2 separate regions of the Mus musculus genome follow, and region 2 is linked to region 1. A link is a loop called in an ENCODE intact Hi-C map of the cell type or tissue named here. Cell type or tissue: heart. All regions are shown on one strand. Each heading gives the region's core, and the rest is flanking DNA. Links, peaks and the distances in the headings are about the cores only.

Region 1 (11,928 bases), core at 2,233-10,232:
AGTGTGCAACAGTATAGATGCCCTCAGAGGACAGGGCTATCTGACATGAGTTCTAACAACTAGACTGCTCTTCTGTAAAAGCATCCTCTGAACCATGTTTCCAGCTCCTCTCTTACTCTTACCTCATTTGGGACCTGCACATGTTTAGAGGGCATATAGATCTGAAGCTCCCATGTGTGCAGAGTTTGTGTGCCAGGGCAGTCAAGGAAAATAGGTTTGTATAGTTCACAAAGATAGGTCTTACCATGTAGCCTGGGCTGACCTGAATTTCGGAAGTCTCCTGCCTTCCCTTCCCATGTGCTAGAATGGTGTTAAAAGATTATGTCATCATGCACAGCTAACAAATGAAAAATGAATTTTTATTCATATAAAACTATTATTAGAGCCATCCATAGTGATGTACACCTTGCACCTTTAGTCCCAGCACTGAGGAGGCAGAAGCAGGCAAATCTCTTGAGTTCAAGGCTGGCCTGGTCTGCATATCAAGTTTCTGGGCAGCCAGAATTTCATAGTGAGACCCTCTCTCAAAAAACAACCAAATAAAAATTCCTGCTAGTGTCTTAATACCAGTGACCACCAATAGTGCTGTCACTGAGCACTGATCACTAGTGTCTGCACACATGATGTCTGAAGTTGCCTGTCTTGTTCTGCAGGTCGTAGAGGCTCCTGGTGCTCCTAAATGCATTGGCCCTGGGTGTTCCAGTGTAGCACAGCCTGACTCTGTGTATTGCAGTAATGACTGCATTCTCAAACACGCAGCAGCTACCATGAGATTTCTAAGTTCAGGTAAAGAACAAAAAACAAAACCCAAGGAAAAGGTCAAGACGAAGCCAGAAAAGTTCAGTCTTCCAAAATGCAGTGTTCAGGTAAGCTGACAACAGTCACCTTCAGGATACTTACTTGAAACAGGAAGTGTTTGAGAGGACTCTTCATAGACTGGTGTCTTGTTTGCTTGAGCAATGCAGGGGACAGCAGCTGTCAGGAAAATATAGATCATATTTTCCTTCTCTCTTCCCCCATTCACTGAGGGATTATTAGTTAACATGAATATACTACAAGCAAGCAACCATGTGGCTTTTTTAAAGAAGTATGACTTCAGGATGTATACCACACAGCTTTATGCAAAGTGCACTTGACATTTAGACAGAGACATAGGTTCTAGGCAAGGCTCTGTGCCTTGATAAGTCAGTGATAAGAGTGCCTAGCATGCAAACAGTCTTATGATTTTTACATATCCCTTTAGGGGGGAGTGTTTCTTTTGTTTTAAAGGCAGTTTTGTAGTACAGGCAGTTCTTGAACTTGGAATTTTATTCCCTTAGCCTCCCACTCAGCTGGGATTACAGTCTTGTGCCACCAAGCCTAAGTGACATAGTTTTTATTTTTTAGGACTGTTATTTTGGATCTTCAAACTCCCATAAGTAGGAATGCAGATAGCACTTGTTAGGTATTACAGACCCTTGTGCCCACGCAGCCCCCTTCACTTTGTTTTCAGCTTGTCTGACTGCCTTGCCGGAAGGCGCTCATGCTTTTATCTTGGCTGGTTCATGCTTTTATCTTGGCTGGTTCATGCCTCAGCTGCGTTATAGACAGATATGAGCCTTCCCATTACCCAGGTGTTAAAAAGAATGCTAAGGGTTCTTTGATGTGTGGCTGTAGCCATAAAAAAGATCACATGATTCTACCTAGCTTGGTTTGAAGGGTCTTCAGGTTCTAAAATAAAAGGTGTATATGTCTTTAATTGGTTGTTGAAGCAAAAGTGTCACTTCAAACCTTAATAATTGGGATTTCACTGATTATCCAGGTGGGGATTAAAATCTCTTCTGTGCACAAGAGACTAGCGTCAGAGAAAAGGGAAAACCCAGTGAAGAAAGTGATGCTGGCTTCCAGGAGTGAGACTTCTGGGAAGGAGGCAGCCTGTGAGAGCAGCACACCATCCTGGGCAAGTGACCACAACTACAATGCTGTGAAGCCAGAGAAGCCAGAGAAGCCCACTGCACTCTCGCCCACCCTATTGAGTAAATGTACGTATCACCCAAAGGCTGGCTTCCCAGGCCCCTCCCATCATCTGGGTGGCTGCCTGGGGCTGTCTAGGACCAGAGTCCTGGGTGTTCTGGTGCTGATAGTAGCCAGCAGCTCACTGCCAGCCAGAAGCAGATACCAAGATGCCTCTGGACCCCAGGTGTTCCTGCCTAGCCTGTGGAGCCTCTCTGGGTGGTTCCTAAAGAGCTGTGTAGGCCTCATGTTGGAGGCAATTTCTTATTTCAGTTTTAGGCCTTGGTAAGTATTTGAACTGCTCTCAACAAGATGGGACAACATCAGTGCACTGTTCAGACTCAGTTCAGACTTGAGTTCCTCACAGGACAGCCCAGCACAAACCATGAGTTTTCCCACGTTACCTATTTTCTTCACATGGTCACCACTGCTCTTCTATAGAAAAGTGATTTTTTTCATGAGTTAGGGCATTTTTGAAAGGACAGGTAGACAATTTGTGTCTATTTCACATACTACACACCTACATAAACAGGTTTGAATTTTGAAGGTCATCTGCTGCTCAGATCCCATGGTGAGTAATCGTGCTGACCATACACCTACAGCAGTATTCTCATCAAAGTGAGAATTGTGGGTGGTAGCTTCCAGACTCGTAGATGCCCCAGATTTCAAATCAGTGTTTATAGTTTGAGTAAACTTTTGAAACCCAAGATTAGATCACTGAGTTTGGAGCCATTCTTGTTTCACTGCTGTACAAGGTACACCTTTCTTACTTTTTGTACAGTGGTTTCAAGTGAATTTTCATCTGTGTTCTCATGATAGTGTTTTGTTCCATCTCTGTCCACCCTCAGCCCCAGATAAGGGGGTCTCATGGCCTAGGCTGGCCTTAAATTTTCTGTAAAGTTGGGGGTCCTCCTGCCCCCACCTGTAAAGAGTGCTGAAACTTACAGGCACACACCTGATGTATGTTGTGGGGTGTGAACTCAGAGTGTTGGACCAGCAGTCTACCAGCTGAGCTGCAGTTCTAGCCATGGTAACTGAAACTGCTGATCTTCTTGTCTTTGTTTCCTTTGTGCTGGGATTACAGGCATGTGGTGCTGGGGATCAAACCCAGAACTTCATGCATTGGAGCGCTACTGACAGCTACGCCCCACCCCATTAGTGCATTTTATATCTATCTTTCTTTCTTTTTTTTTTTTTTTTTTAAGCATCACAGGGGTAAAGAGAACTGAATCGTAATAATATGAACATGGCACATTCTTGTTAGCCTTTCAGCAAGTTAACTAGGGGAGGACCTTTTGCACGTAGGTTTACAAAGTGAGAATGCAGTTGTGCGTGGTATTGCAGGCCTAGACTAACATTAGAGAAGTTGAGACAGGAACATCGTGAGTTCTAGGCCAGCTGGGGTTGCAGAGTAAGAACCTTTCTCTAGGGCAAGTGGGAGGGAATGTAAAAGACCTAAGAAATGCAGTAAATTAGCATGCTCTACTGCATTGTGGCAGGCCTTAGTGCGCTGTAGGCAGTTGAGTAGTTTGAGATGAGAGGTCTGGTGTTCCTTCAGTTACAGCAGCTCTACAACAGCAGCATTGTGAACTAATTAATGAGTAGACTTAGAGCCAAGTACACCTCTTAGAATAGGGAAAAACCTGCCAAGTATAGGGTTCAAGTGCTTTAAGTGTCTGTAGACCTAACAATAAACGATAGAAACCCGGGAGTGTAGTCATATCCCTGAGAGCTGAAGATTGATTACAACTCAGTTCATCTTCATCTGTGTGCCCAGAATGGAAAACCAGCTCTTGAAGTTCTGATTCAGGGTCTCACATTAGAAGCAGTTAAAAATCTCTAGTTTCAGTTTCAGACCCTGGTAAGTATATCCCTCGTGTGGCATCATAAAAAGTCCCGTGCACTGGAGGATTGGTGAGGAGGATGGAACATAGTGGGCCTAAAATCTGAGTACTGTCTTCTGTCTCCCTTCCATGAGGAGGGGGGAGGGGGAGTCCCCCAGGGGGTCAACAAGGCGACCAGTTCTTATGCTCAGGGGTTCTTTGACCTTTCTCTCCCCCACCTTGTCCTTCACAATTGACTCAATCCTTAGTGGAGGTGGAACTGATGGGTTTCAGGGCAGGAGGGTAGGACAAGTTAACAATTGATTAATCTTCCCAGCATACCAGCATCTCAAAAATGATCAGCATTCAAAATACAGCATGCATCAGGGACATGTTTCTAGACCAGTTTCTTCTGACCCCCCCCCCCCCCCATCCCATAAATGATATCATCCTAACATTGAGAGTGTCGTCATCAGTGAGGAGCAGTGTCTCCTCTCTGCCTCTTGCTATCCAAATGGGACCAGTCCCCTTTGATCCCTCTTCCTCTGCACAGTGGGAGGGCACCACACAGTCTATGCAACTGTGTCCCAAGGACTCTGGCCCTGTCTCCCCACTGCCTGTGTGCAGAATACACAACAGGGGAGGGGAGGGAGGGAAGCTCAAAGTGAAGCCAGTGCTGGAAACACTTCTACATTCTTCGTGGATGCTCACCATGTACACTGAGAAGACTGCATGGCAGAGCTGAGCTGAGCTGCTGCCCCTCTGAGTGGATACAGGCAGGCAGCATGCTGCTCTGCACAGGAAACCACTCCTCCACATGCAGGTGATTCGATTTCACAAACAGTTGTTCCCCTGATTTATATATTTTTTCTTTCTAGAATATCTGTACAGTTTCCTTAATTTATAGAAACAATTGTCATTTTTAAAATTTCCAAAGATTCTGATATCGCTGTTACAGTTTTTGTATCCTTCTGTGTTTTATTTCCACTGACACCTCCCATTGCCAGGGGAGGGTAGTGAGCTGAACACTTGCCTAAAATATTCTTGGGTTATTAGAGTTTTGAAACAAAATTTAGTATTTATACTTATAATCACAATAATTAGTATTTTGGACTCACTAAATGGCTCATCAAGTGACTTAAAACACTGGTGTTTGAATGGATCTTGACATGACATTTCATCGGGCTGTAGGGAATTAAAGCAAAACCCCATCCACCTACAAACTCAAACCTGGGGAGTGGCTGCATCCTGCACAGGCGACCAGGTGGGTGGTAGAGCAGGGAGAACATGGGGTTTCCCAGGGCATCTTGAGGTGTGGGCTTCAGGAGCACATTTCATGGGGTCATGAAGGCGCCCTGTGGCGGGTACTAGAAACCTACAGGTGGGCCTGTGTTTTATCAGCTGCATGAGCCGTTTATTTGTCTTCACAGTTGTTAGTGGCAATAAAGGGGATAGGAGAACGGCTTTGCACATCTTAACCAAGCCCCTCCCAGTTTGGGGGGGGGGGGACAAAATTGGTAATGAGGGGGTTAAACTTGGCAGCTGTTGAATAATATACATAGAGCTAAAACTTACTAGGTTGTTGGTTACATTCTTTTGGTATCTTGCTTTTTATAAGTCTTTTAAAAGCCCACTGTTGAGAAAATTGGATCATAGCATTAACTTGAACCTGCAAAGTGAGCCCCTAAGAGTACTCCAGTCCTATAGCTGTCCCTGTGTCCTTCACCTCTCTGAATGACCTTCCTGTAAACTTAAGGAGCTGTGGATCAGAGTTAACACTCCCAAGAAAATCCTTTTGATGGCATTGCTGATCTCAAGAGTGCAAAGGTCTCCTCTGAAGATGCCTGCCACAATCATTAGTATAAAGTGATAAAATGCTTCTGATACACACCAACATGCACATAGTTAACATGCTTAGTATCCAGAAGTTAGAGTGTAAACGTAGATCAGATTCTTGGCTGCTTTAAAGAAGGTTTGGGCAACATTGATTTGCCACAAACCTGGAAGAGCTCGGCAAGAACCTAAGGTAACTGGTTGCATTCTCTACACCTGGTTATCCACTGCACCTCCAGCATTGGCCCCATTAGGTCTGGAGGGTCTAGGAAGGCACACAGATTGTTGTAATAACTTGGTACAAAGAAATAATGGTTAAAATGAACTTGGCTGAAGTCATCTGTACCTGGTATGTTTGGGGAAATCTGAGAAACAGCAGCTCAGCTTCCACGTAGCTGGGCAGATTGAACACACCCACATGGCCCTCACCACACTGTATTCCAGTGACTAACAATGTAAGAAATTACCAATCCAACATGATTTAAGCTGAAGATTTCAAGATCCTATGTGATTGGTTAAGATAACTTGCAAGAGTTGGTCTCTGCATTAAGATGGAAGTCAAATACTGGACATGAGTAAGAAAAGATTTTCATCTAGTTGGATGTGGACCTCTGCAGGGTCACATGTTTAGTCACATGCATAGTCACTGGGCACTCATCTCTGATGTAGCCTGTGCTGCTTTGTCCAAGCCTCGTTTTCTTACATATAAAACTAAATTGGTAACTTCTCTTAAAGATAAGTATTAATTTTTTTTGATGGTTTCAATATCAGTCCCGGCCACCTTTTTCAGTCCTGCCTCAGCCTCCTGAATCCTGAGATTACAGGCATGTGCATGAGGTGTGGGTAGAGGGAAATTATTTATTTGAAGATACTTAAGCATGTCTAGGAAGCAACAGCAAAAACATTTCCACTGCCACCTCACTGGAAAGAGGTATGGTGAAGCAATGGGAAGTCCTAAGTTACATGAGCCAGAGCTGAGGAACAGAATTCAGCACCTGGCCTTGTTTCAAGGTGCTGCTTGATCACTGTCTTCAAAAAAAGCAACTCCCCTTAGGCTTCTGGAGGTGAGATACCTGCATGGGGCCAGCCTGCCCTCCTAAGACTAGCCATCAGGCAGCGTGACTGGGATGGGTGGGACTATAGGTGTGGACCCCTACCCTGCACCTGGATCCTGTTTCAACTTCATGCAGTTGTGGGGTTCTACCTTGGGGGTACATGAGCAGGGTTTGTTCCCCTAATGCCTTTCTCTTTCCTGCCTTTGTGGATCATTACTGCCACCTGGTGACCAACAGAGCTATAGCAACCTTACTAATGGACCCATGGTGTGAGAATAGAGTTGGGTTCCCATGCGGAGCACTCTACTTCCCTACTCCGTCAAACTTTCAGCAGCTTAGTTTCCATTACAAAGAACTGGTCATGACAACCTTTGCTTCCACTAGTAGTCCACAGGACTAGAGATGCCTTCCTCCTTAGTGTTGGTCAATACCTTCTTACCCCACGAGAGGGCAGAGAAAGCTAGTAGTAGAGACAGCAACCCACAGTGTAAAGTGCTATTAGTAAGATGGGTCTCTCATGAGTTACAGCTATGTAATTTTTATATAGTTAAAAGTGAAGTGAATTCTTCAATTGGAACAGTAGCTCAATAGGACGTTTGTCCAGTATGCCCAAGCCACAGGTTTTTGAAAACCCAGTATTGGGGTAGGGAATGGAATAAGGATTTGCAAATTCATTCATTGTTCTATTCAATCATGAAGGTCAATCCCTGTTGCTGGCATTGCTGCCCTAAGCCAACACCACTATTATTCCTACCTGTAGGGGCTAGAGAAACATGCCAGTCCCTTGAGCAGTTGCAATGGGTAACTGTTGCCCTGTTTAACACCACCCAAAATAGAAGGGGGCTTGGTGTTTCAAGATGCTAGTAGGCAAATGGTTAGGGAAAGCCATCATTTATGGGACATATCAGTTTAATTACATAACATGACTTTTATGCACTGTTGGGAGTGTGCCTAATGTGTCCTAACGTCCTTAAGAGGAAAGAAGCCACCAGAGCTGTCAGGCTGCAGAGTGATGGTTAGGGAGTTACGTTAATAGGTGGTCTTCAGGTATAGCTGCTCTCAAACCATCAAGTGTGTATACTTGGAGTGTCAGGAATAACTGAAATGTAGTCCGGCCAAGAGAGATTGGGTCTTTGGTGGAACCTCTGGTTTTGAATTCCCTGTTTGTGACCAGAAAAAAAACAACACAGATGTTTCAGGCCATACTACTATATGGAGGGGCTTTGTCGAGGGCTGGGTGATGCTTTGTTTTGTAGAGTGGAAGTCAGCTGGCAATCTAGTACACATTTATTATACCCCTGTTCAATGTCACACTCGTATAGCACTTGGTCCATACCATTATCTGAGTGTTCATTCCTTCTCTGTACCTTCCTCAGAGGACTCTTCTAATTTTTAACCACCACACAACCCAGCAGTCAGATATGAAGGTAAATTGCTAAATATAACTGGAGCCAAGAGTAGTAGACATCCACTGCAGAGTCCTTGGACATTGTCCTTGATCTATGGGAACCTTGGCTCAGAATGTGTTTTCTCCATATATTTGTCATGTATACTGTATTGTAAAAATAATTTCTATTTTGCACAGATCTGCCTTTTGGTATTTTCTGTCCTCATCTAGAAAAACATCAGAGTTTTAGGTAGATGTCATTGTCACTCTGCAAACCCCCTAAAGTGCTTTGAGGTTGAGGTTTGGCATGCTTCTGAGCAAGTATAGAGTTCACCTGTAGCAGTCCTCTGGGATGGAATTGAAGGGCTTCAGATGAAATGCAGCTTATATTTAGGTTCCTCAGTACCACTTTATAATCAGCCATATGGCAGTGGTTTAGGCTACCTCTCAGACAGGTTGGTCGTCAGGTCTGGCAGTACCTGATGGTGTCCCTAAGCATATAGAATAGCTTGTTGAAGAGGGCTGTCCTTGTATGTGGCATCTCTGCTCTTTGAGCTCTCTGCCCTTCCTGGGAAATTGGAAATGGTTACTGGGAGCACAAGGTGGGAAGTCCTCATTTATGATCTTAAAGTCATGCTTCAGTCATATACATGCTTAAACTGTAGTGTTTAAGGATTGCCTATCTAGATGAACCATCTCATAGTTGTTTGTTTCTTGCCGGTAGGACACCTGTCCTGAACCGAATGTTGCCAGACATTTCCTTACCTCATCTGACCACTTGGACTGCTGGTCAACATGTTAGACAAACAGACAAACATCATTCAGTTCCATGGCCCAAGCAGGACTTGGAGGAGGGGAAGGGTGGAGGGAGGGAGGGAGGAGAGAGAATGAATATGAGATTGAGTATGCCAGAGTTTATTTCCTCCTTGAACTATGTGGATCTTGTGACCTGAACTTGGACTTGCCCACAGGTACCTCTTTTTAGACATTTTGTGTGCCTTTGATGCAGGATTTTAATTAAACTGATTTGATTGCCCACTGGCATCTAGAAGTTTTGGTGCAAGCAAACCTTGTGACTTAGCATTTGTTTTAGACAATCTCTTGGTTTTTCAAGACAGGGTTTCTCTGCAGCTCTGGCTGTCCTGGAACTAACTCTATAGACGAGGCTTACCTCAAACGCTTCGATCCACCTGCCTTTGCCTCCCAAATGCTGGGATTAAAGGCATCACCATCATTACCCTGCTTTGACAAGCATTTAAAATACCTGGTTGTCATTTTTACCCTGCTGAGGGAATTAGGTGTGTGTGGGTTGGGGGTGAGGTCATATAAATGGGCATCAATCATTTTAGCATCTGGTGCTCATTGCTCCCTGGCCTTTCATCAAGAAAAGGAGTCTGGTGATTTCCTTTCACATAAATTCAGCAGGCTGAAGTCTTCCATTCTGGCATCTGACTTTTGGTGTGAAAATAGGTTGGCTGATCTTCCCTATAGCAACCTTGTCAACCATGTCTACAGTGAGCTTCTGCTGGAGGGTGATGAAGTAATGTGTATCCTTTGCTGACAAGGTGTCCACCCCTTTAATCCCAGCACTTGGGAGGCAGAGACAGGTGGATTTCTGAGTTCGAGGCCAGCCTAGTCTATAGAGTGAGTTCCAGGACAGCCAGGGCTATACAGAGAAACCCTGTCTTGAAAAAACAAAAAAAAAAGGTGTCTACCTCCAGGACCCTTGGGGGTTGGAGAGTGATTTTTCTTCTTTCCAAAAGGTTTTTAGGGCCGGGCGTGGTGGCGCACGCCTTTAATCCCAGCACTCGGGAGGCAGAGGCAGGCGGATTTCTGAATTCGAGGCCAGCCTGGTCTACAAAGTGAGCTCCAGGACAGCCAGGGCTATACAGAGAAACCCTGTCTCGGAAAAAAAAAAAAAAAAAAAAAAAAAAAAACCCAAAAGGTTTTTAAAAGTTCACACAAAAACACCTTGTCTTGTCAATGAAAATGATCCTGTAAATCTGTCCTATTTTGATGGCAAGTTTGTCGTTTATTTTTACAAATTAACTAGTGATTAATTGGAGCTTTTGATAATAGGCTTGTTTGAAGTAAAAGGTTTTAATGTAATACATGAAGTGTTTTTCTTTTTAAAATGAGGAGTAATTATCACCATAAAATACTGTGGAGCCAACCTCTCTTCGGTTCGAAATTTTAAAACCTGCAAATGCACCTAATTCCTTGGTTGTACGGGCTATTTCCAGGGTGGAAATGGTATAATGTCAGCATGCTATTCTGTATGTGTTGCTCAGTGTGTGCGTTCTGCTTTCCAGCCATGAAGGATGACAGGAGGGTGGAGGACAGGACAATGGCAGCAGTTACCATCCCGAAGAAAGCACTTCCTTCAGCCTCTTTGGTGGGCAGACAGACTTCACCTAGGAATCTTGTTCCAAAGAAGCTTCCTCCTTACTCTAATATGGCAGGAGCCAAACCAGCCATTAAGAAACTGCCTTCAGGCTTCAAGGGTACCATCCCCAAGAGGCCATGGCCCTCAGCCACCCTGTCAGGCACTTCTGCCAGGCAGGCAGGACCAACACCTATGACAGCTGCTTCCAAAAAGTTGCCTGGCTCTGCTGCTGTGGTGGGAGTTACCAGGAAGCCAATGTCTGCCAATGTTCCTGCTGCTTCTCCAGCCCCAGGACGGCTTGGTCCTGTGAGCCCAGCTCCATCACAGCCCAATTCACAAATTCGACAAAATATAAGGCGCTCCTTGAAAGAGATTTTGTGGAAAAGGTGGGCCATTGTATATGTCATATCTCCCAGATGTAGCATTGATGGTCGTATTCTGGAATTTTCCCACTAGGCAAGTGCCCCCCTGGTTTATGTAATCCCTCTTTTCATTCTATTCAGAGTCAATGACAGCGATGACTTAATAATGACAGAAAATGAAGTAGGAAAAATTGCCCTCCACATTGAGAAGGAGATGTTTAACTTGTTCCAGGTTACTGATAATCGCTATAAGAGCAAATATCGCAGCATCATGTTCAACCTTAAGGATCCTAAGAATCAGGTCTGTGTACCCCTGACTAGATGTTGGGAATTCTTTTCCCAGAATAGACCCTCACCTTCATTTCACAATGATGTGAAATTACCAAACAGCATTTACAGAAGTGTACATCCTTCCTCTTACATGGGGCGTCTTCACTGCCAGAACTGGAGTTATCAGAGATTTTTATAACCCCTCTCCTCCCAATTTTATTAGATTAATTTACACTTTCCTGCAAAAATCACATGCCCACTGATCTAAGCTTGAAATTTTTCATACCATTTTCAGGGATATCTGATGTGCAGTGTAACATTTTTATTTTATCTTTTTATTTTTTGAGACAAGGTCTTACTGTAACCATGGCTGGCCAGGGATCAAGCTGGCCTCAAATTCTTAGGATATCTGCAGGTTGTGGAATTAAAAGTTCAAGTAACTTTCTCTCTTACCTTTCTTCCTCAGCCACTTGACGTCATCCAACCCTAGTAGTTCTCCATCATATCTCTCCTGCTTTCTACTGCTGGAGCTTGTTCATAGTGTCCCCTTGACTCTGAACACACACACACACACACCTTAACATCCATGTTTTAGAACCAGAATCAAGTGCCTTGGCTGCACTGCCTAGAAGTGATGTATTCCTGTCTTTATTTTTAATTTTTTTTTTTTTTTTTTTGGAAGGGTGGGGACAGGGCTAGCCTCAAACTCAGACCCCAGTGTTAGGTTTGAAGGCCTGTGTAGTCTATCCTTTTAACAACTATTTTTGAGGCAGAATCTTGCGCTTCTGTTTCCTGGGTGTTAGAATTATGTGTGTCACTT
Region 2 (11,928 bases), core at 1,440-9,439, 46 kb before region 1:
CAGGAATTCTCCTGCCTCTACCTCCTGAGTGCTGGAATTAAAGGCACAGGTTGCAAGCTTCTTAAACATCCAAGTTTTGCTGGGCGTGGTGGCACACATCCCAGCACTCGGGAGGCAGAGGCAGGCGGATTTCTGAGTTCGAGGCCAGCCTGGGGCTGGTGAGATGGCTCAGTGGCTAAGAACACTGACTGCTCTTCCAAAGGTCCCAAGTTCAAATCTCAGCAACCACATGGTGGCTCACAACCACCCGTAATGAGATCTGACGCCCTCTTCTGGTGTCTGAAGACAGCTACAGTGTACTTATGTATAACAATAAATAAACATCTAAAAAAAAAAAAAACTTAAAAAAAAAAAAAAAGGCCAGCCTGGTCTACAGAGTGAGTTCCAGGACAACCAGGGCTACACAGAGAAACCCTGTCTCAAAAAAACAACAACAAAAAAACAAAAAAACAGCCAGGTGTGGTGGCGCACGCCTTTAATCCCAGCACTTGGGAGGCTGAGGCAGGTGGATTTCTGAGTTCGAGGCCAGCCTGGTCTACAAAGTGAGTTCCAGGACAGCCAGGGCTATACAGAGAAACCCTGTCTTGAAAAAACCAAAAAAACAACAAACAAACAAACAAACAAACAAACCCCAAACATCCAAGTTTTGAACTGACATTCACCTAGAGAGTTCTGCTGACAGAAGGGGTCGGCAGTGAAACAGGAGATCTGGTGTGCCCTCCAGAAGGACCAGCCTCATCTGTCCTGGCTCTTCCTTTCCAATGAATTTGGGAATCAGCAATTTTAGGAAAGACGGTGATGATGGACATGAAGGTCTGGATACTATTAGTGAGTTTGATCACATATGCTTAGACCTAAGGTCCATATTACTTCCTTCACCTGAGCCTGTAAAGATCCCAGCCCTCTAGGGCAAGAGAGGTTTCTTCTTTTCTCTTTTCTTTTCTTTTCTTTTCTTTTCTTTTCTTTTCTTTTCTTTTCTTTTCTTTTCTTTTCTTTTCTTTTCTTTTCTTTTCTCTCTCTCTCTCTCTCTCTCTCTCTCTCTCTCTCTCTCTCTCTCTCTCTCTTTCTTTCTTTCTTTCTTTCTTTCTTTCTTTCTTTCTTTCTTTCTTTCTTTCTTTCTTTCCAGTGCTGGGAATCAAACCTAAGCTCTCACTCACTCTTGCTAGGGAAGTACTCAGTCAGTCATTGCAGTCATTGAGTCATATCCCTAGTGGTAGGTAGATTTCAGGTTTGCTCTCTTGGCTCTGTGTATGGTCACTTGAAAGTAGATTCTCTTTTGTATTTTCGGGTTTTTTTTTTTTTTTGTGTGTGTTTGTTTTTTGTTTTTGTTTTTTGACAAGGTTTCTCTGTGTAGCCCTGCCTGTCCTGGAACTCACTTAGTAGACCAAGCTGGCCTTGAACTCAGAAATCTGCCTGCCTCTGCCTCCAAGCGCTGGGATTAAAGGTGTGCACCACCACTGCCAGGCTTCTCTTTTGTAAAAGCTCATTGTTTGAGTGCCTAATGTCGTGTGTGGTAGGCAGTCCTGGCCTGATTTTTGCCACAGTAGGATGGTAGAGAATGGCTCTTGGCTCATGAGAGCCTTCTCGCAGACACCCCGTACAGCGAACATCACCATGGACAGATATCACACACAGAGAGACTATGGGGTGGGGGCTTAGGGATTCTGCATAACCATCCTCATGAAGATTTTACAAGAAACCTACCGTTCAGATTTTTAATATAAAATGGGTTTGAACACAGTCATATAGGTGGGGGGCTTCTGGAGAGGCGAGTGTTCAATATAAGTCTCAGCCAGGAGGAGGAGGGGAGGTCTGAGGGAGGATGTCCTCTCTGGGAGGGGACAGGTGATACTGGCCTCCCCCTCTACACAGGCACAGACTGAGCAAGAAAGAGGCAAACTAGTAGATAGCTAGCTGGGGTATAAGGCTTGGGGGACCCAAGGCTGTAGCTGGGCTGGGTCCAGAATCCCACAGAGCTGGACAGAGTCACAGGCAAATAAATGGGAGCAGGGTCAAAGGTGAGGGCCAGGAGGCAGAAAGAACAGCTAATTCAAAGCATGGTGGCACAGAAGAGACTTTGAGTCACGAACCGGGAGCTCAAATTGGCTTCCTGTTTTTAACTTCTCTTCTCCAGACGGCTAACAGGGCTGAGCAATCACAGGTGCACCTAGGGAAGAGTGGCATGCAGGGTGGGTCCCTCTTGGACACAGTGGCTCTCTGCTGCTTTAGTCACATAAAGGAATAAAAGCTCCTTATTGCAGATACCTTTGGAGTGTGTGGCGTTTAGTGGGTGAGTTAGCGCTGCTCCTGTACACCGGCTGTGATTCTTGTACCTCCCAGTCTGGTAAAACAAGGCGGCTGAACTGTCCTCACCTAGGGGTGGAATCTGCAGGTGGGGCAGCTCTTCAGGGCAGTCAGGGTACCTGGGTCTAGCACAGGAATAAAGAGGCACGGACCTTGATGGGCAGTGGTCAGAATGGAGGAGGGTAATGGTGAGACAAGTGAGGTGGGCTCCTGGGGAGGGGGCATTACCCTCCCCTTACCCAAAAGATGTGTGGGGTCCTGAGGGCCAGCAGCAGTCTCCAGATTATGGTGCCAAGCACCTTCCAGTCAGGTCAAGGGAGGTGGGAAAGCTCTGAGGTCTGCTCTGGTAATGGCCAACCTGGTTCCACTGTGTGGCAAGGAACTTCTGAACCCCAGGAGGGACTCTCTTGAGTGGGTCTAAGAAGGGCCGAGCCCTCTGACACCTATCTGGGGACCCCAGGCACTGGGGAGGGCAGCAAGCTGCCCTCTCCCATTCTGCCTTAATTTCTTGTCAGGGTATTGTCCTGAGCCAACCTTGCCATTGGATTACTGGGAACACAGGGTGGCTGTCAAGCTTTCCTCAAGGATATCCTGATTGCCCTGAAGTGCTGCCCCTCCCCCACCTGCAGAGCCCACCCCTCGGTGAGGACAGTACAGCTGCCATGTTTTTGTTTGTTTCGCCTACAAGGGTCACAGCAGGCCCACTAAAAGCCACACAATCCAAAGGTAATAAGGAACCTTTCATTCCTTTATGTGACTAAAGCAGTAGAGAGCCACGAGAGGGACCCACCCTTGGACCCACCCAGCAGGCAACTCTTCCGTAGATGCACCTCTGATTGCTCAGCCCAGTTAACTGGAGAAGAGCAGTTAGAAACAGGAAGCCAGCTAGACCCACACCCTCCAGATGAGAGTTGTCTCTAGCTTCTTGGTAGCCATGGGAAGTCAGGAAAAATCTAGGTAACCAATGCCCTGACTGAAGGAGGAGGAAGGGGCTTGGCCAGGTGCTATCTGAGTGAAAATGAGGCCATGTCAACTCCTAGGTATAGTTGAGGAAACGGGCTTTATTGTAGTTATGTGAGAGTACAGGTAGAGTTATCTGGAAGAGTCCAGACAACATGGCTGGCAGAATAGAATGGGCCTTGAGAGGAGTCTGCAAGGAGAAGGAAAGAGAGAGGAGACAAGAAAGAGAAGGGACCTGGAGAAGGAGAAGAACCAAGAGAACGCATGAGAGGATTTAAAGGAAAGAGAAGCTGGTTGGGGGAGGGGAAGCAAAGCTGGGGGACTGGAGGGTTCTGGAGTAAGAGAGGTGGTGAGAAGAAGAGCCAGGACTCAGTAAGCTATAGGTACTCAGACACAGTGTGGTGACCAGTGTCTTCTTTGATATGCTAACAGGCACCTCCATGTCCTTTTGCTTCATCCCAGCACCCTGGAGGCAAGAAATGGGACTTGTCCCTCAGCTGGGTGGGTGGTACCAGCCAGGCTGATGAATGTGCATCCTCAGTACTTGCTGGTGACACAGGACATGACCATCCTCCTGAAGGGGCCCTGTGGGCCTGCCTGCCTGGTTAGAACCCCAGTCTTTAGTATCAGGAGCTTGGACCAGGACTGCCTGAGTAGCCCCACTTGCCCACCCAGAGCCAGAGCTCAGGCTGGAGGTCTCAGCAATCACACTTCCTCACAGACTTGTGCAGCTCTGGCTTCCTGTTAGATGGCTGCGCAGAGTATCCGGGGCTGAGCAAATAGGTGATCACGTGGCCCTTCGTTCAGAAGGGAAATGTGCTGGCTACTTAACTCAGCCTCCACCAACCACCCCACATTCTGAGATTTGTTGAGGAGAACACTGCCTCCCCAACACGTGGTGGTGAGTGGTGGGCCCCTAAAGTCTGGTGTTCCCTGAACTCAGGGTCCTGTTTCTAGTAACACTTATTGCTGTTACTATTACTCCAGTATGGGTTGAGAATGGCCTTGACCCTGCAAAATTCCCCAGAATTCTCAGCTACCATTTCTGACAAAGGCAACTGGAGGCACTACACAGGAGAAAGTGTAAAGATGGGAGTGAGGGTGGGGTGACAGGTTGGGGAGGGGGGGACAGGCAGAGCCATTAAATTGTAACCTACAGCAAAATTGGCAGAACATTTCATAGTTCTAAGAAAGCCCTGGGTGGTGCCTCCAGGGGCCAGGTGAAGCATAGGCCTTGGGATAAACATGGGGTAGGGAGGGAGGTGTTAAGCCAGAGAGGGAAGGAGAGCTAGTGAGGGCAGGCACATAGTGTGCCTCCTCTAGCAGAGTCTGACACTACTGTAACTGTCACTGGCGGTGGGGGAGGGTGGCGGGGGGGGGGGCGCTATGATCTGGTTCTGTGCCTCCCTGTGACCTGCTGTGCCCTCATCTGGTCTAGGTTCAGTGATGGTACTATCTTAAGGTCCTCTTTACACTTCCTGCCAGTAGATCCAGGGCTCTTGCCCCAGGTGACTGGGAGGTACCAAGGCTTGATCCTGAGTCTAGCACCTCCACGTGAGGACTGCAGGAACCAGAGCAGGGTGTGAGCTCTTTTAGGCCCCCATTTGAACCCTCACAGTGGTCCCATAGCCAGATGCCACCTTTGCCCCTGGTTTCTGTGGGGATGTTTGCCTGGAGAGTGCTGGAAACAGCGGGAACGGAATATGAATGAAGATGGGTAACGGCTGTTTTCCTCCCTAGTTTAGAAGACTCGTGAAGTCAGGACCTGCCTCTATGACTTAAGAGCTGCTGCATAGATCCCTATGCTGTGAGCATCTGTCCAGCCCAGTGCTCCCACCAAGCCTTACAGACACTACCCTGCCTCCCAGACCACAGAATTACTGTCAGGGAAAAGGGCAATGGAGCCATTTGCCTGATTTTGGCATTTGATTGGAGATGGGAGTGGGGTGTCTCTTTACTGGGTCCTCCCTCTACTTGGGGGCTAGGGCTGCTCAGCGAGGGGCATGGGAGTCCCAGGGAGAGTGAAGGTGGCAGGCTGCAGAATGGCTGGTAGACAGCCGCTAGAGTCTGGTGTTCCCTGAACTCAGGTCCTATGAAGTAGCACCTCAGCTCCCTTTCTAAACGTAAAAGTCCTCCTTGCCCCGACTTCAGCCACACCCCAATTCACCTGGACCACCGTGTATCCTCTGCTGCCGCAGAAGGGGTCTTGCGGGTCTCCTCTGGGATTGGCTGCATCAGGCTAGAGCGCTGGGATGGCATGGGCACCGCTGTGTACCGTGCCCTCCCACCTCAGACCTAGGACAACCCACAGGGCAGCACCGCCCAAGTCCACGTGTCAGTCCCAGTGCTTCCGTCTAACTCTCCCAGGACGTGTTGCCCCCGGAATTGAGTCCCCGCCCCACTGATGTCCCGGGAGGCAGGGCCAGGGACCTTCGAGCAACTAGAGGCTTACCACTGGGACTTCCTGCTGGGGAAGAGAAATCCCTGGGGGTTTTGTGGCCCGAGACCCGCCAGAAATAACTTTCTTGTCAGGAAAGTGAGCAGGTGAGCAGTGTGTATGAGTCTCCGTTGGTTCTACCCCCTCCCCCGCTCCGTGGGTGGGTGGAGGGGAGTGACAGAGTGCTCACAGGGTTGTGTTCTAGTCTAGTAAATATGTAAAGATAACTTTAAGGCAGTCAATTTTTTAAAATGGATCTCTTGGAGAACTGGGTTGGTAAGAGAACTGTAACACAGGTGCAAAGGGCAGCGAAGGTGGTCACTGATGTTGAAATCCTGGGCAAAAGTGTTCTGAGCACTGACCACAGACTAGGCTCTAGTTGGATCTCAGCCACACTTCATGGAAGGCTTCTGAGGCTCCTTGAGGTACTGCCTGCCTCATTCCTCCTGTATTCCCAATTATTCTAAACAAATGCCTCCCCCACACAGCTGCAGGCCAACTGGGACACACCCACTAAAGGCTTCACACTGCACTTAGAATCTCAACAGTTTCCACCCTCCAGAGAATGCCCTCTGAGCCTTCAACTGCCCAGCAGACAACAGGTCTTTATTTATGGTCATACACACTTGTACTAAAATATTAGAACCTGAAGCTAGGGTATAGCTCAGTTGTTAAGCGTGTGTTCAACGTGTGCAAGGTTCTGAACTCAATCCCCAGTTCTGGAAAAAAAACAATCTGGACCTAAAAGCCAGGTCAGTCTTCCATCCACATCAGCTATCCTGTAGGACACAAAGATGACGGCAGAGAAAGGCTTGCTTCCCTAGTGACCCAGGGACTGCCCTTAAGTATATGGTACTGACAATCACTATAATGTGCAGCTCTTCAGAAACTAGGAAAGATCCAGAATCACACAGCAGGAAACCTTCAGCGTTTCTGGGAGCAGGTGGACAAACGTAGAGAAGGGATGTGACCTTAAGTAGGCTGGGTGGAGGAACCTGCAAGACACTTGAGGTCAGCAGGAGCATACCACACAAGGTGTTGGGTATACATCTCAGGCCAGAGACTCACAGCAGGTGGAGAGGTGCTACACTGCCAGAGTTGAGAAGGCTGAGGTCAGGGGTTTGGGGGGGGCATTCCTCCCCAGGCTCCCAGTCACTAAAGCAGAAGGGATGGGCACAGCCACAGTTGCCTGAAAGAGGATCACATATGGTTGGGAGGTGACCATCACAAGCTGTTGGCAGTAGCTGGGGTAGACATTCTCTAGGCTTCTAGTTGATACTTGTGAGCTGCCCCACACCCAACTGACAAAACCATCCTTGCACTTCAAGATGGGAAATTTGATATGGAAACATTACAGAGTCAACGTCTGGCAGGGGGGCCACTTTCTTGTGCTGACTGACTCACTTGCTTATAGTCATCTTGACTGCTCAAACTGAATAACTAGATTTTACTCCACTGTTACTGACGAGCAACTGTGAGAAGTGAGACTTGAGGAGCCCAGATTGTAGTGTTGGATGTCTGTAGCAGTTAGGGCCAGACTGGGCTACACAGTAAGACCCTGCCTGAAAAGAAGAGAGATTTCTGTACTGAACATCATTTGCATCCACCTTCTAAGCCAAATGTGTACACTGTAGAGAAAAAGTTCAAGTAGCCATGTCTGAGTCCACAGGAAGCCATAGAGTGGACCTCACGATGACCGAAGATGCTCCTGTATGGCCAGTTTTATTCACAAAACAATCCCTGGGGCTCTGGAACAGTTCATTCTTTTTTTTGGATGCTGGTACCATCAGCTGAACCTTGTAAACACCCCAAATGCTGAGAAACACTGTCACCCTCAGCCAGCAGTATCCCTCACTTGCTATACCAGAGTTCTGGGTGACAGGATAGCCTGTTTTACTTTTGAGAACCATGCTGGAGGGGTTGTCAGGCATCTGACCTACAAGAAGGATAATTCCTGTGTATGCATGCACATGGGTGAGATGTGTTTATAGGAAGGGGGAAGTCAGAGCCATTTAGAGACTGACTTCCAGGCACTGCAGGTCCCACCTCTGAGGTCTGGCAGTCATGCATGGCAGAGTAGATTCAAGAGATGATCAGTCACATGAAGGAAAAGCAACTACACTGTAGTAGCCACCTTCCAAAAATCTCCCAATCCAGAGTCTCCACCAGACTTTCAGAAAGGCCAGGCAAGAGAACGTTTATCAGGACCTGTAAGAAGGTACTTCCTTGAAAAGTCACATGTGAGGAGCTGATTAAGAGCCCTCGTTCTTGCCAGGCGTTCTTGCCAGGCGTGGTGGCGCACACCTTTAATCCCAGCACTAGGGAGGCAGAGGCAGGTGGATTTCTGAGTTCAAGGCCAGCCTGGTCTACAAAGTGAGTTCCAGGATAGCCAGGGCTACACAGAGAACCTCCCCCCCCCCCAAAAAAAAGAGCCCTCGTTCTTACAGAGGCGTTTGATTTCTCGATAATTCAAGTTCCAAGGGATCTGATGCCCCCTCTTGACCTTTGTGGGCGCCAGACACACATAGGAAACATGGATATACATTCAGGCAGAACACGCATACGGGTAAATATAAAAAAATCTTGAAAAACAAAAGTCACAGACAGGAAGCACCCAGTAGTCACATCTCATGGTTACCGTTGGGTACAAGCAGTTCTGCAGTTTTCTTCTGTTAGTGTTATACTGGACAGTAATCTGACATAGATGTAGGGGGCATGAATGAGCTGCAGACAGAGCAGACTACTATAGTCATACCTGCCATGACACCACACATTCCTGCCCCACCAGTCCACCAGATTCATATGTAACCCCATCAATGGGTTTACTGTCCAGGCCTTAATACCACTATAGCCATTCTTGGCTTCTGGAACAGACTATCTCAGGGCACATTACCCAGTGCATAGACGTGTGTTAGAGTCTGCAATGGGAAGTAACATGGGGCAATCACATTTTTTTTTCTTTCATGTAAATATAAAAGTCTCAAGTCGGATGGCATTCCAAAATTGAGGGAACCCATTTATGATAGGCAGATGGTACCTCAAGCCTCTCAGACTCAACATGCAAGAGCTCACACTCGAGCACAGCAGAGGTCTCTACCACTGGACGTTTAGCATTACCCACTGGAAGTGTGAGGGAAGAGTGAGTGATGGTGAAGAATGCCATGTCATGGCACTGCCACAAGGCTCAGGGATGACAAGGCCCTACCTACGTGCAATCACGACCCACCACACAGTGCGCGACACTCCCAGAGTGTGCTGCTTGGCTTCCTGGGAGGCTTCGTCTCACTGTATTTCCTTCAGACCTGAGAAAATGGCAATGGAGACGTCCAGTGTGGGAGCTGCCGCATACTGCGCAGGGTCCCCACAGTCATCACATCCTGGGGCCCAGGACGGCTGCAGCTGCCAGCTGGTGTGGACTGGCTCTATGCTGTGGCACTGCTGGCGTGGAAACAGAGCAAAGTCAACAACACGCAGTTACACCTTCCCACTCTTCCAGCTCTAATACACTGAGAAGCTGGTCAGTAATTCTCTTTTGTGGTACCTCTTTAGGGAAGGAGCGGGAAAAGAGCTTTCAGACAACCATTCTGGGAAAAACATAAGAACTTTTACTAACAAATTCACAGCAGGCACCCAGAAGCTACCCGACCTGTACTCAGATGATATGTGGCAGGGATACAAATACCCCCAATGAAGAATTACAATTACATATACACATGAGTGCTCCAGCGAGCTAGAGGTTTATACAGACTCTGCATCTCCTGCTGGCAAGGCGGCTTACTAAGAATCTGAAAAAAGCAATGTTTGTGAAACAAAAAATATGCATGGTGTCAGAACGAGACATGTCAACAAAGCAGCAGTAAGCAAAGGCTGGTGAACAGTCTATACCCCTGCATGGTGTCCCCTGCACACAATTCAGCATGTTGAAATGCAGGGGTGTAGACACACTGTTCTGTTAACCTGACATTTGGAATTTGGTCTTTTGATTGTTCTGAGACTGGAGAGCAACAACCTGGAAGGGAATCCCACTTCTTTCTCTTGATCACATCAGTGTCATTATCATGGAACATCTAAGAATCCCTCTGGAAGGATTCTCCTGGTTTCTCCTCTTCAAAACTAATAGCACAAAAGAAAATAAAGATGACATACTGCCCACCTCAGTTCTACAGGCCCCACCTCAAAGTCACTATACAAAGTCTTCAACTACATACACTATGGGGGCGAGGAGGGGGTCTCAAATGCCAAACCCAAATCATAATTCAAGAGACAAAACAAATTCTCATCTTTAGTGTGCAAAGATTACCACGCTTTAGAAAATTTCAAACTTGGTTTTTCCTTGCACAGCTCTACGTATGACGTTGGAGAAGAGTACCAGAATATTCTTGTCTCGTTTATTTCAAGGCACTTTCCATCAAAAGGTGCAAATAGAAATAAAGCTACTTGGTCTGCTCTAACAGGAAAAGTCTACATGTAAATCCTTGGAGGGGGTTTCTAGGCACTAACAGACCATGGATAAGCAAGCAGTTCTATTTGACGTTCTCCAGAGTCACTGGTATCTGTGGCATCAGCTAAGCTACTGACTGAAATGTTGGTAAATTGTCAACTCCTTGTCTTACAGCCACTGAACATTTTATGCATGCAACAAGCCTCCTGTGTATTTGAGGATAATCCCTACAGAGAGAACCTCCATTACTATACATCTCATGCCCTCTAATTTTAAGAACACGTCAAAGTGATTAGCTATATAAGTAATCATATATATATATTAACAAAAGATACAAATATGCTAGCTATCTGGTACTTTTTCATATAAGAAAAGATCTTATGTATAATATAGCCTTGGCTGGACTGGAAAAACCCTTCCTCAGCCTTGTAAATGCTGTAATTGCAGGCAGGAGCCACCATGCCTGGCTTTATATGGTGCTTTAAAAACAAACACTTAATCTTCGATACTCCTTCCCAACTTCTGTTTCATTTAATCTATTAGCTACCTGAAAATTAAAACTTCCTTTTCCTCTGCCTTAAAAAAAGACGTGTGTGTATGTGTGTGTGTGTTCTTGTGCCTGCCTGCCTATGTGTATGTGGAGGCCAAAGAGGACATCAGATTCCTTGGAACTGAAGTGACAGGAATTTGGGGGATGCCTGACTTTTCTGGGTGCCGGACTCTGGTCTTCATGATTATTTGTCATGTCTTCTTAACCAAAGGCACGTCTCTCCTGAAACTCCTCTACCTTATTCTTATCCTTACCCCAGATGGGAGGTTACATCTCACAATGATGTTAAAAAGCCACCTGTCCAGGAGGTAAGGAAAGCTCTGCTCACTCCTTACTCACAGACCAGAAGAGCAGTGCAGGGTCATAATGACAGCAACAACTTCATCCTTGAGTCTGTCACTAATGTGATCCTAAGGCAAATACTGCCAAAGTACCTGCCCTCTGCAGTAGAAGCAGAGAGCTGGAAGACACTTCATTCCATCCCAACAAGAACAGAATCCTGTGGGTAAAAAACAGATACCAATGAACAATACTGAAGTAGGGAACAAGATAGAGACAGCTGGTCAGCTGTGTTATCTGAGCAGCTCAGGTGCCAGAAAACTTTTGAATAAATGTAGTCTGACCTAGCTAGTCAATATTGCTCAAGAACAACGAAACAACCGGGCGTGGTGGCGCACAACTTTAATCCTAGCACTCAGGAGGCAGAGGCAGGCAGATTTCTGAGTTCGAGTCCAGCCTAGTCTACAGAGTGAGTTCCAGGACAGCCAGGGCTATATAGAGAAACCCTGTCTCAGAAAACCAAAAAAAAAAAAAAAAAAAAAAAAAAAAAGAACAAGGGAAACAATCCCAATTCAGTAATTACTAAGAACAGTGTTTCTTAATGGCCAGTACCAGAACTCCTGGCTCTAGTGTCAGACAGGCAGGAACTTCCACCAAAGGACAGTACCCACATCATCTTCACCATCCACATCCATGGATAACTGTCTGAGGGCTTTGCAGGTTTGTGCACCCCCACCCCAGCCTTTAGCACTGACACCATCAGGCCTGGACCACTGCCAAAAATCAAACACACCGGTGTCAGGCACAATACATGTATACACTCATCACTCAGAGCACCGACCTACATGTGCATACCATACCCTACAGGTAATGTCTTTTCTGCCTTCCACTGAGCAGGTAAAAAATGGCTGATGAGAAGCAGGACACACAGCACTGCTGACACTGAAGGAAGAGATA

The links. A loop is a pair of places that touch in the nucleus more often than their neighbours do. Peaks named below come from ENCODE experiments on the same cell type or tissue, not always from the same donor. Only the 100,000 strongest peaks of a DNase experiment are listed, where the experiment ranks them.
Region 2: it touches region 1 in a loop (3-fold over the local background); 10 of 42 quality-filtered maps call a loop at or near these places.

The regions. Positions count from the first base shown.
Region 1 is chr2:180,673,902-180,685,829 of GRCm38, reverse strand. It overlaps Dido1 (death inducer-obliterator 1), which reads left to right. Exons shown (of 16, transcript NM_175551.4): 5 at 654-866; 6 at 1,802-2,021; 7 at 10,403-10,862; 8 at 10,980-11,139. Among named protein-coding and RNA genes, the nearest start is that of Gm22502, 18 kb to the left of the region's middle. In heart, for the core only: a CTCF peak has its summit at 6,960 (motif pointing left); a DNase peak (open chromatin) is centred at 6,909.
Region 2 is chr2:180,718,955-180,730,882 of GRCm38, reverse strand. Gid8 (GID complex subunit 8) reads right to left here. Exons shown (of 5, transcript NM_001289652.1): 5 at 9,284-11,928. It overlaps Slc17a9 (solute carrier family 17, member 9), which reads right to left and starts at 5,544. Exons shown (of 13, transcript NM_183161.3): 1 at 5,432-5,544. The coding sequence starts at 5,523. Gm30455 (a long non-coding RNA gene) reads left to right here and starts at 3,606. Exons shown (of 2, transcript XR_003953988.1): 1 at 3,606-4,165; 2 at 5,005-9,226. In heart, for the core only: no CTCF peak of the experiment used is centred there; DNase peaks (open chromatin) are centred at 4,032 and 5,642; H3K4me3 peaks cover 914 bases; H3K27ac peaks cover 854 bases.